Regions from separate parts of the Homo sapiens genome. Here region 2 is linked to region 1. A link is a contact called in ENCODE Hi-C or POLR2A ChIA-PET data. All regions are on one chromosome and are shown on one strand. Each heading gives the region's core, a stretch centred on a gene start or an enhancer-like site at or near the end of the contact. The rest is flanking DNA. Distances are from core to core; before and after follow the strand shown. Region 1 overlaps LIMCH1 (LIM and calponin homology domains 1). Region 2 overlaps LIMCH1 (LIM and calponin homology domains 1).

Evidence for each region. Hi-C counts contacts between places; a loop is a spot of excess contacts on that map. ChIA-PET counts read pairs that join two places held with the same protein, here RNA polymerase II (POLR2A). Pooled maps may share reads with other maps.
Region 2: a loop to region 1 is called in a map of tibial artery, with 4 times the contacts of the local background. The contact joins two enhancer-like sites. A Hi-C loop is called at or near these places in 7 of 168 maps with a recorded cell type or tissue (HCT116, Right ventricle myocardium inferior, aorta and 4 more) and 9 of 50 pooled maps. POLR2A ChIA-PET finds 5 or more read pairs at or near these places in 3 of 52 experiments (A549, BJ and H1).

Annotation. Positions count from the first base shown.
Region 1 is chr4:41,567,438-41,572,258 of GRCh38, reverse strand. All of the region lies in intron 1 of LIMCH1 (LIM and calponin homology domains 1), which reads right to left. It overlaps LOC105374423 (a long non-coding RNA gene), which reads left to right. Exons shown (of 4, transcript XR_001741667.2): 1 at 1-4,821. Among named protein-coding and RNA genes, the nearest start is that of LIMCH1, 32 kb to the right of the region's middle. Within about 2 kb of position 2,163, at least 6 of the 41 ENCODE cell types and tissues checked have a DNase peak (open chromatin) inside an H3K27ac peak, as active enhancers do.
Region 2 is chr4:41,617,991-41,622,811 of GRCh38, reverse strand. It overlaps LIMCH1 (LIM and calponin homology domains 1), which reads right to left. Exons shown (of 32, transcript NM_001330672.2): 6 at 3,372-3,624; 7 at 2,122-2,388. Among named protein-coding and RNA genes, the nearest start is that of LIMCH1-AS1, 72 kb to the left of the region's middle. Within about 2 kb of position 2,136, at least 2 of the 41 ENCODE cell types and tissues checked have a DNase peak (open chromatin) inside an H3K27ac peak, as active enhancers do.

The sequences.
Region 1 (4,821 bases), core at 914-3,413:
TAATAATAATTTGAGTGGGGCACTTGCAAGATCATTGTCTTGCATCTGTGAAGATGTTGTTAATTGTGTTACATTTCCAGATGGAGCAGTGTTTAGAAAAGTTTGACAAAGCAGAATTCAGCTCAGCAGCTAACGTTTCTTTTTCTCATACTCAGTGCCCATCTCAGCCTCTCCATTTGCTCCCACCCCTATCAACAAACCAACCAATAATTATTTCTTAGAACTGCTCCTTTCATGTTTCATTCACGCTTAGGTAGAAATCATTGGAGATTAAAATATCCCCAGTCTCAAATATATTTCCAGTTTACTATAAATGAAAGGCTGCTTGCTATAAGGCACCCCTCAAGGAATTTCAGGCTCTGGTAAATACCTAATAAGAATAAAGGTTTCTGAGGTGGCAATGGTTTTCGACATCCTTGACATCAAACCCTATAAAAGCCATCTACTTCCCCTTCCTTTGAGGCCAGGCACCACACCACTCTGGAGACCCACTTTGAATCTTGTCATTACCTGCAGTGATACTGTAGATAATCCAGTATCATATTCCATGGCCGAACACATTATCCATCAGGCTCTTGCTCACCCTCAAAATGCACTAGTTCTTGGACCTCACACCAAACTTTTAACCTGTTGATCACCCAGTGGAACATGTTGGCTCCCTTATAAATTCATTGTTTCCAAATTCAGCTGAGTCCTCACTGAGGCCATAATTTTATCCCATTCCCCTCAACAACAAATCCAACCTCCTGCTTCTCTCTTCATATTCTCTCTGTGACACCCCTCCCACTTACTCTCAGACATCCTTGCCTGCTGCTGCCCTGAGAAAGTCAAGGCCTCCAGAAACGGCACTGTCAATACTCCATTCCTTTTTTATACACTCCTGTGTTCCGTCTCCTTTCCCCTGCTCCGAGGACAAAAGAAGTCTCTCCTTCCTTGTCAAAGTCATCCCTTCCTAACTTCCAAGACTTCACACTTATTTTCCCCTCTCTTCTCTGTCTCTGTCTTCATCTTTTTCTCACCAGTCTTCTCCTTGTCCTATAAACAAGACAAAAAACATTTCTACCCTAACGAACAGTCCTCCAAGGACTGTGTGGCTCCCTGAGCCACACATTCTCTCCTCTTCTTTCTCAGCTCTCCTGCCCACAAGAGTTGATCATAATCACAGTCTTTATTTCTCTCCTCCTGTTTGATCCCCCTCACAATCTGACTTCAATTCTCACCATCTGGTACAAATCCTCTTACGGTCAACAATCATTCCTTACTTGCTAATCCAAGGGACACTTTTCAGTTCTTGCAATGTGCTAAATCTCTACCTGCATTTGACACAGTTCATTACCTCCTATTTCTGCACTCTCCTTCAAATGGATGCTAGAATGCTCCACTTTCCACTGTTTCTCTGTTTCTTTTTCTCAGTCCTCTTCCTGAGTCCCTTTTTCTCCCCCAATCCTTAAACGACAGTTTCTCCAAGTCACACCCCATGGCCAATAACTCTCATCAGTCTATTTTTGTTGGGCGGTGCCATTCATCCTTCTGTCTTTAACCTTTGCCTAAATGTTATTGATTCTTGAATCCCTCTTGTCCGCCCAGAGCTACCTACTAAACATTTCTTTGCCACAAAATGTTCGGAGCAGGGCCACTGTTACAGATGGTGGAAATTATAATTTCCTCCTTTCCTCAAGTGCACAGGTCCAAACCAGGATTCATTCTTCCTCAAAATTAACACCTCTGCCTTAGCATAAGCATGCAAACCAAAATCAATACAGGCTAGTGTCTACTCCACTGCAACGCTAATGCAAAACATATCACTGAAGGAAAAGAGGGCTGATAGAACAAAAGCAAGGCTTAAACTTCAGATTCAAAGGCTCCTGTTGAAACCAGAGAGTCCCTACAGCAATTAAGTGGAAGTGAGGCCACATGTTTTGAAAGTATTTCTTTAACCCCTTGGAAAGCAAAGTTTTGTTAGTGCTATAAGCAGAATGCCTCAGGTCAGAGCTTCGCTGTAAGACTACTGGTTAAAGCACAGAATGGCCACAGAATTATGCGTGCCAGGCAGGCTTACTATTTTCAGCAGTCAAGCTGATGCAGCATATCTAATGTTTTGTGGAGGTCACAGAGTACATTGCCAAGGATACCGTTCTGTGTTACTGAGACACATGGTGACACTCATACCTAATATCCCACGCTGGGACCTGCTGTCCACCAACCATTCTGCAAACATGTGGTTCATGCTGGGCAGACCCTCAGCTGTGTCCTCAGCAATGATGCTATAAATGGCTGTCATTTAGTCTTATCTATTTACTCATGAAAGAGAAATTCAGTCACAATGGCCAGAGAAATGCAAAATAGATTAAATAGCATAGGAACTTTAAAGCATAAATCCTTTCCTGATGATGACGAGGAACAGAATTTTAATCAACAGGTTATTTTTCAGTGAACTAAAGTGAATTTGATGCACAGCTAATATTGAGAATCTGCTTTTAGTGGCATTTTTGGAGTCCTTATTATGTTTCATTATCTTTGAAACCCACTTCAATATTGAATATGGTCCTTGACTTGACTACTTTGACAATGCATCTCCAGTAATCCGAGTACATACAATATATTTACTATAGTATTTGGAAACCACAGGTACTATATAGCTAATGTGTTCAGCCAGATTTAAAACAGGTCCTAGATTTCAGCTGTGCCTCATCTCCTAATTGACTGTTGAGGGCCGACCCTCCTATTCTTTTACTTCGCGTTTCCAAGTAGAGGAAGCTCCCTTAGCATAACCCCTGGGCATTTTTCTGCCCTCTTGCTCATGGGGTATCTGAGTGATGAAGGAACTGAGCATGTTTAGCCAAGCCTCTTCCTCCAACTTCGGGCAAAATGTGCACTTTCTCTTCCACTCCATACTACAGGTTTTACGGGAGCTGCCCCTACAGGAGAGAACTGCATGGTGGGCTCTTCCTGGTGGCTGAGTGGGTAAGTCTGGCTTCGTTCAGGCTAAAAGGGCAGCAGGCACCCTTGCCACAGACCGAAGTCTTCAATTGAGCTCTTCTCATTAAGAAAGCGAGCATTTTGATCTCTAACTCCTGCATCTCTCAAGTGGGGTAACAGGTCACGCAGCATTATTTATCATGAGAAACAAAACCAATTATTAAACAATATCTATGCTGGTTCGGGTGTAGGCATTTACACAGTCAATTCTTATCAGTTTCCCTCAGTTGGTAATTTCTATTTAGTACAATGTTAAGAAGCACTAAATTGTTTTTTTTAATTATATGAGACATTTCTTGATTACATTCTGTGCATATTTTCATTACACCATATGTAGAAGATCAAGAGAATGACAGACTAAAAACACAAAGAGAAAAAAAGAGAAGAAAAAATGTAATAAGACTGCCAATGCACAAAGATGGGCCACATAACCTGAATAGAGAGGTAAATAACATGTCTAGAAATTTGAGAGAAAACTTTTAAATGTTTATCTCTGCAATCAATTTCAAAGTCAAGCAATCTTTCAATGGTTATTTACTATTCATAGTAACTGCCAATACCTCGACCTATAGCCTCGCCTTATTTTATGACAAAGGAGACAATTTACATTTGAGTATATCCTCCAATATCCACAGACATTTCATCAACATTTTGGCCTATTTTAGCAGCATCATATTTTTCTCATTCAGTCTTTCTGAAGGATAGCCAGAAGAAATCATCCATTTTAGAGTATTTTTCTCGCATTAGTTTTTGAAGAAATCTAGATCCAAAAATAAGTAGAACATTATGTCACCACTGTTTTCAATACATATACTCTGTGTGCATGTGGATCAAACCCATGACACACCATTGCAAGGGAATGCAACAGTTCTTGTGTTGTAACTCCGGTGCATCAGGTCAGCTGTCACGTTGGCTCTCCTGAAGCTGGACCTTGATAACTTTTTGTTTTAAAATTATTTTCAGATTACACAATTTATTGTAAAGTGATAGGAAAGCTTTCTTAGTGATGAGTCTGTAATTTCACTATCAATTATGGTTGTAAATACTGGATCCTATTGACCATTTATTCCTCAAATGCCATTTTACTGCCCATTTAAGTAACCGTCATAGCTGCTTTTTTCTTTTTTGAGAAGGAGTCTCGCTCTGTCGCCTAGGCTGAAGTGCAGTGGTGCAATCTCGGCTCACTACAACATCTGTCTCCTGGGTTCAAGAGATTCTCCTGCCTCAGGCTCCTAAATAGCTGGGATTACAGGTGGGTTTCACCATGCCTGGCTAATTTTTGTATTTTTAGTAGAGCCGGGGTTTCACTATGTGGGCCAAGCTGGTCTCGAACTCCTGACCTCGTGGTCCGCCTGTCTTGGCATCCCAGAGTGCTGGGATTACAGGCATGAGCCACCACGCCCGGCCTATAGCTGCCAATTTTAAGGACATTACCTGGGAGGTGAAATGAACTTATCATCTTTTCTGATGCCACTTAAGCACAAGATTTCTAAAAAAAGAGCTATTTATTACTACCAAACAAGTGTAGCAATACTTCCAAAGATAAACACAAAAAGACCTGGATTCTAATCATGCCTTTCTGTGCACTTATTGGTAATACTGGGCAAACTACATAATCTGTCTAAGCCCCAGGTTCCTCATCTATAAAATGCAGTAACACTTACCTACCAGGTTTTCCTAGGGAATAAAGGAGATAATTCAAGTATAGCACCTAACTCAGTACCTAACCCTAAGTAGGTAGTTAAAAGTATGGGCTCTGGAATTTAATTCTGCCTCAGTCATATATTACTACTATTGCTGCTACTATTGACCTTGTCATGATTATTTTTGCATAAATACTTT
Region 2 (4,821 bases), core at 887-3,386, 51 kb before region 1:
GCTAACTTGGATGAAATAGGTTAAAATTAAGCCAAATAACAGGAAACATGAATGGAAGTGAAATAAACAAAGATAATATATATTCATTAGAATTACATTTTTAAACTATGATTTGATGTTTGTACAGTGAATGGGAGTTGTCATAAAAGAGTTCAAAGTTTTTAATAAAATAAACGTCCCAGGTACTGAAGTGGCACAGTACGTGTATGGACTTCCCAGCCTTTACCCCACTTCTCTTCTCTATGTGACCATTATTCCTGAGTGTGCTGAATTAGCTTAATGCCGCTCCCCTTCATCCCCCTTTGCTGTTTTAGATACTCTAAGGATGATGGTATCCTTGGTAAACACTAGCTTAAAGACTTTACACGTGATATAAATGAAAGATGTGTGTCAAAGACAGGAAGATTAAAATTTCAGGTAAGTTCATATTCTTATCTGTATCACTTATTACCTACTACTATGTCCTTAAAGGCAGAAGCTGGAGAAGTCTGAAAAATGGTACCTAGTGAGGAGATAGTATTCCCCTCACTATTATTATTTTTGTCTTCTCAGCATCTAGTCCAGTCTCTGGTACATGGTGTATGGGATGCTCAAGGGATGCAGAAAAAAATGTGTTTGATAAGGTCTCTGTATCAAAACTTTAAAAAATCTGGAGTTTTAAAAAAAGATTTTATTACATTACTCTTTATTTAATAAACTCAGAGAGCTGTTTGTAACATAAACACAATTTTATGTTAGAATATTCCAGAAGCACATACGTGTTCAGAATAGGCATGATTATCTGTAATATACCACAGACAAGGAGGAAGTATATCCTTAGTTGTTTTTTTTTTTAATACAAAGGTACTCTAGAATTAAATTTATGTAACTCAACACTGGATATTTAATTAAGACCTGGACCACATAAATAACCACATGTGGAGCTGTATAGAGAAATGGAAAATGTGTGGGAGGCAGATGTGGTGCTGTGGTCAGAGCATCCGAATCTGATCACCAGGTCGGTGGTGACCAGCTCTGCAAGTCACTGACTATCAACGATCCTCAGCTCCCACTTCTGGACTTCTGGAAGATGGGTATATCAGCCACCTCTTAGACTAGCCTGGCCAACCTGGTAAAACCCCATCTCTACTAAAAATCCAAAAATTAGCCAGGCGTGGTGGTACACGCTTGTAATCCGAGCTACTTGGGAGGCTGAGGCAGGAGAATTGCTTGAACCTGGGAAGCAGAGGTTGCAGTGAGCCAAGATTGCACCACTGCACCCCAGCTTGGGTGACGGAGTGAGACTCTATCTCAAAAAAAAAAAAAAATTAAATGGAACAGCAAGTGGCAAAGGAATTCCAACTGTCAAATTATTATGAATGTCAATTTGTAAAATACATTTTGGCTGCACTATTATTTGTTAGGATCATTGTGGTTATTTTATAAGAAAAATTAACCAGCTTCTCAAAACACTACAGAAGAGTGCAGAACTATAGTTTTCCTTGGCTCTGATTGCTGAAGGTCTCCATCTCACATGTAATATGAAGCTATCAGGACTGGATACTAGTACCTTTGTTACAATTAAAGAGAAGTAATTACTCCATTCTTTGTTTTTGAATCAACATGCTTTAGAAACTAAGGAGTCAAATAAACCCAATTCTACTTAGTACTCTCTTGGGACAAAGAAAGTAAGTGGATTTTGTAAGCCAGCCACTCTCTAAAGAGAGTGTTCCCCATTTCAAAGCAACAGACTATTTTTCTAGTGATGTGTAAAGTAAGATATGAGCCATTTAGGAGTAGCATGAAAATTAACAAGCCACAAACAATAGAAAAATACAATGTTATTGCTAGGTAAATCCTGCAGCCCACACATGACTGATCACAAATACATGACAAAGACAAGGGCTGCACCCAGCAGTGAGGAGCTCACTCTTCACCTTCATTTAAAATACCCAGGAGGTACTTAGCAGAGACATGCCTTAAGGCAAAGACTATCATCTACGTGCTCAGAGCAGGGAACAGTGATGCAATAGGAAAAGCGGGAAGTGGAAAAATCAGATGAAAACTCCAACTCTCTAGACAGATTCCAAATCCCCAGGCATGCAGAAAGCCAGCCGGGCCAGCCCTCAGCCCAGAGCTGACCTGGCAAAGCGCTGTGCTGCTGGCATGACCTTGATTCCAGCTTGCTCTAGCCTTTTGCGCTTTTGGATCTCAGCAGCATCTTTTTCTTCAGACTTGGGAGCTGGTGCCACCACAGCCCCGTCTGAAGAAGGGTGCTCCTTACCACTGCCGTCAGGTAATTCACACCCACCATCGGAAGGCTTCCAACCAGGATTCATTTGGCCAGCTGGGTTGTCTTCACCAGCAGACCCCACTTCACTCCCCTCTTCCTCTATCGTTTCAGGAAAGCTAGTGAGTTGGACAATATGGTTTACCAAACTAACAGACTGGGCTGGGGAGCAGACCCCATGTCATCTCCCCGCTATTCTGATATTACTTTTCACTTTAGAAAAGAAAGTCATAGCACACAATATAATCCTGATAATGTGAAGAAAATTCAACGCAGCCATTTAATTCATACAATGCATCATACCCGCAACATTGAGAGTTATCCCAGACTTGATAATGAAAGGCAAAAACCTTTTCTGCTGGAAAGGTAAATTTCATTAGTTTGTTCAGCAAATTAAAAATTGTAATAACATCTTTATTCAATGGAAAATAATAGTACAGATGGACTATTAGACAAGTTTATTTTATTGTAAGATTCTTGAAGGCAGGGACTCTGCCTTATTTGTTATTGGGTCCCCAATGCCTAGCATATAGTAGATGCTCAATAAGTACTTGCTGAATAAATGAATAAATAAATACAAAAGCATAATCAGAGATTAAAACACTGTTTCTCTAAAGAGATGAGAAATCCATTTATTATGACTATTTCTATATGTTATTGTGAACCACATTCCATGCATCACATATTTGAGCTTATATCAAGTTAATTTAAGCCTAGAGTTTTAAAACATCTTTTTGCATAAAGATAGGAATCTTTCTACGCCTAATCTGACAGGATTGGGAGTCAAGCAGTCTCCGCAGAAGGACAAGGATGACAGATTTGCTCTCAATGTCCTATCAACAGAATTGGTTTCAGAAATCTGCTTATTTAGACAAGTAGTTGCTGAATACCTACTGTGTGCCAGGCACTGTTCTAGGCGCACTCACGAAGCTTCTATTTTCTCCTGACAAGCTCTCTCCAAAGATCTGTCCCACCCACCTCCATCTGTAATCTTCCATCAAAGTTCTGAATTGGTCATTTAACCTCGTTCCTGTCCAGGAGCTGCAGTTCCCAAACCACTCATGCCCAAGCCAGGAAGAGGGCAGCGGTGCTCAGGCCTTACCTGAAGGGCCTCTCCCCACCCAGCGGGGAGGTGGCGGTACTCCAGCTCTTGCGGTATTCCTCTCTCTCTGCTTTCTTCTTTCTCAGAGGCGCGGGGACGTAGGCCGTCTGATTGCTTTTGTTCGGGAGGTACTGGTTAAAAGGCACTGCTGATTTCGGCTCACCATGGGAAGTCCGCCGTGCAGACATGTCATCCTTCTTCACATCTGGCAGCTTCCGATGAGGCAAGTCGGATTCAGAGTCGCTTCCTCTCCCTAGGGAAGAGAGGATGGGTACTGAGAAAGTGTGTTAGGCTAGCAGAAAGTTCCCAATGTTAAGCATGCATTAGGGATGTGGTTCAATCTGTGGGTTCTGAGGATTCCTTCTTAAATCATTCACTTAACAAATCTAAAGTGTAGATTTGTTACACATGTAGATTACTCCACTCTGGGAAAAGAAGGAAAAAAATCAGGAAAAAAACCTGACAAGGGCAAAACTAAAAACTACAGACATAAGCCTAACTGTATCCGAGAATTACAATTAGCAACACATCTGCAATAGGATTTTATGCCTCCTGAGATTCTGCTACTCTCAGAAGAAAACAGAAATTATCCAATGAAGTTTTCACTGAGCCCCTGCTGCATGTCTTACACTATGCTAGATACTCCAGCAAATAAAAATTATGAAGCATTTTGTCTTTGAGGCATCTTTAACCAACCCATAACATACCTAGAGAATTTAAGTTATAATCAAGAAGCACAGATGTAGAACAACAGAAACTCAGAAAAGTGATCAATTCGGATTATACCAAGGGTTTGTCTTCCAGGAAGTGGTTCAAGTAGTTCCTCTGCATGGGAGCTCTTCCTGGTTCCCACGGCTGGAGGCAATCTGTTCTTCCTGTGAACCCTATGCCCCCATGATCTTGTCTTTTCTTCTGGCACATTATACTTTCTACCTTGTACTTTGAGAATAAGGGCTTTATAGTTTTTATAGTTATTATGTCATTGCCTTTGTACACAGTGGGCATCCTTAGATTATCTGATGAATAAAAGAGTTGGTTTGGCTTAGAGTGTTTTAAACAACACAAAGGAATTCAGCATTCCCAACATCAGCCATTTGTTGGACAAAAGCCCCAATAATTATATAGTATTCTTGTTTCCTGAGTCTCATCTTATTAGATTTCTAGGATCTATTAGTATGAAGCCATCATTCCAACAAACACTGCCATATAAGTAGCGGCCACTTCAATGCTGGTTGAAAACAATCAATGAGAGCATTACAAGATTATTCAACTATGGTGGTAACAAATAAAATATATACCTATTTACCCTTAAGAAAAGAGCCTTAAACTAAGAGCCAGGAGATGTGGCATCCTGGCAGAGAAGGTTGGTGTTAAGTCAGAGCCACTTCCTTTTGAGTTCTGCTGCTCATTAGCCATGAGACTTTACATATGTTACATCAGTACTTTAAGC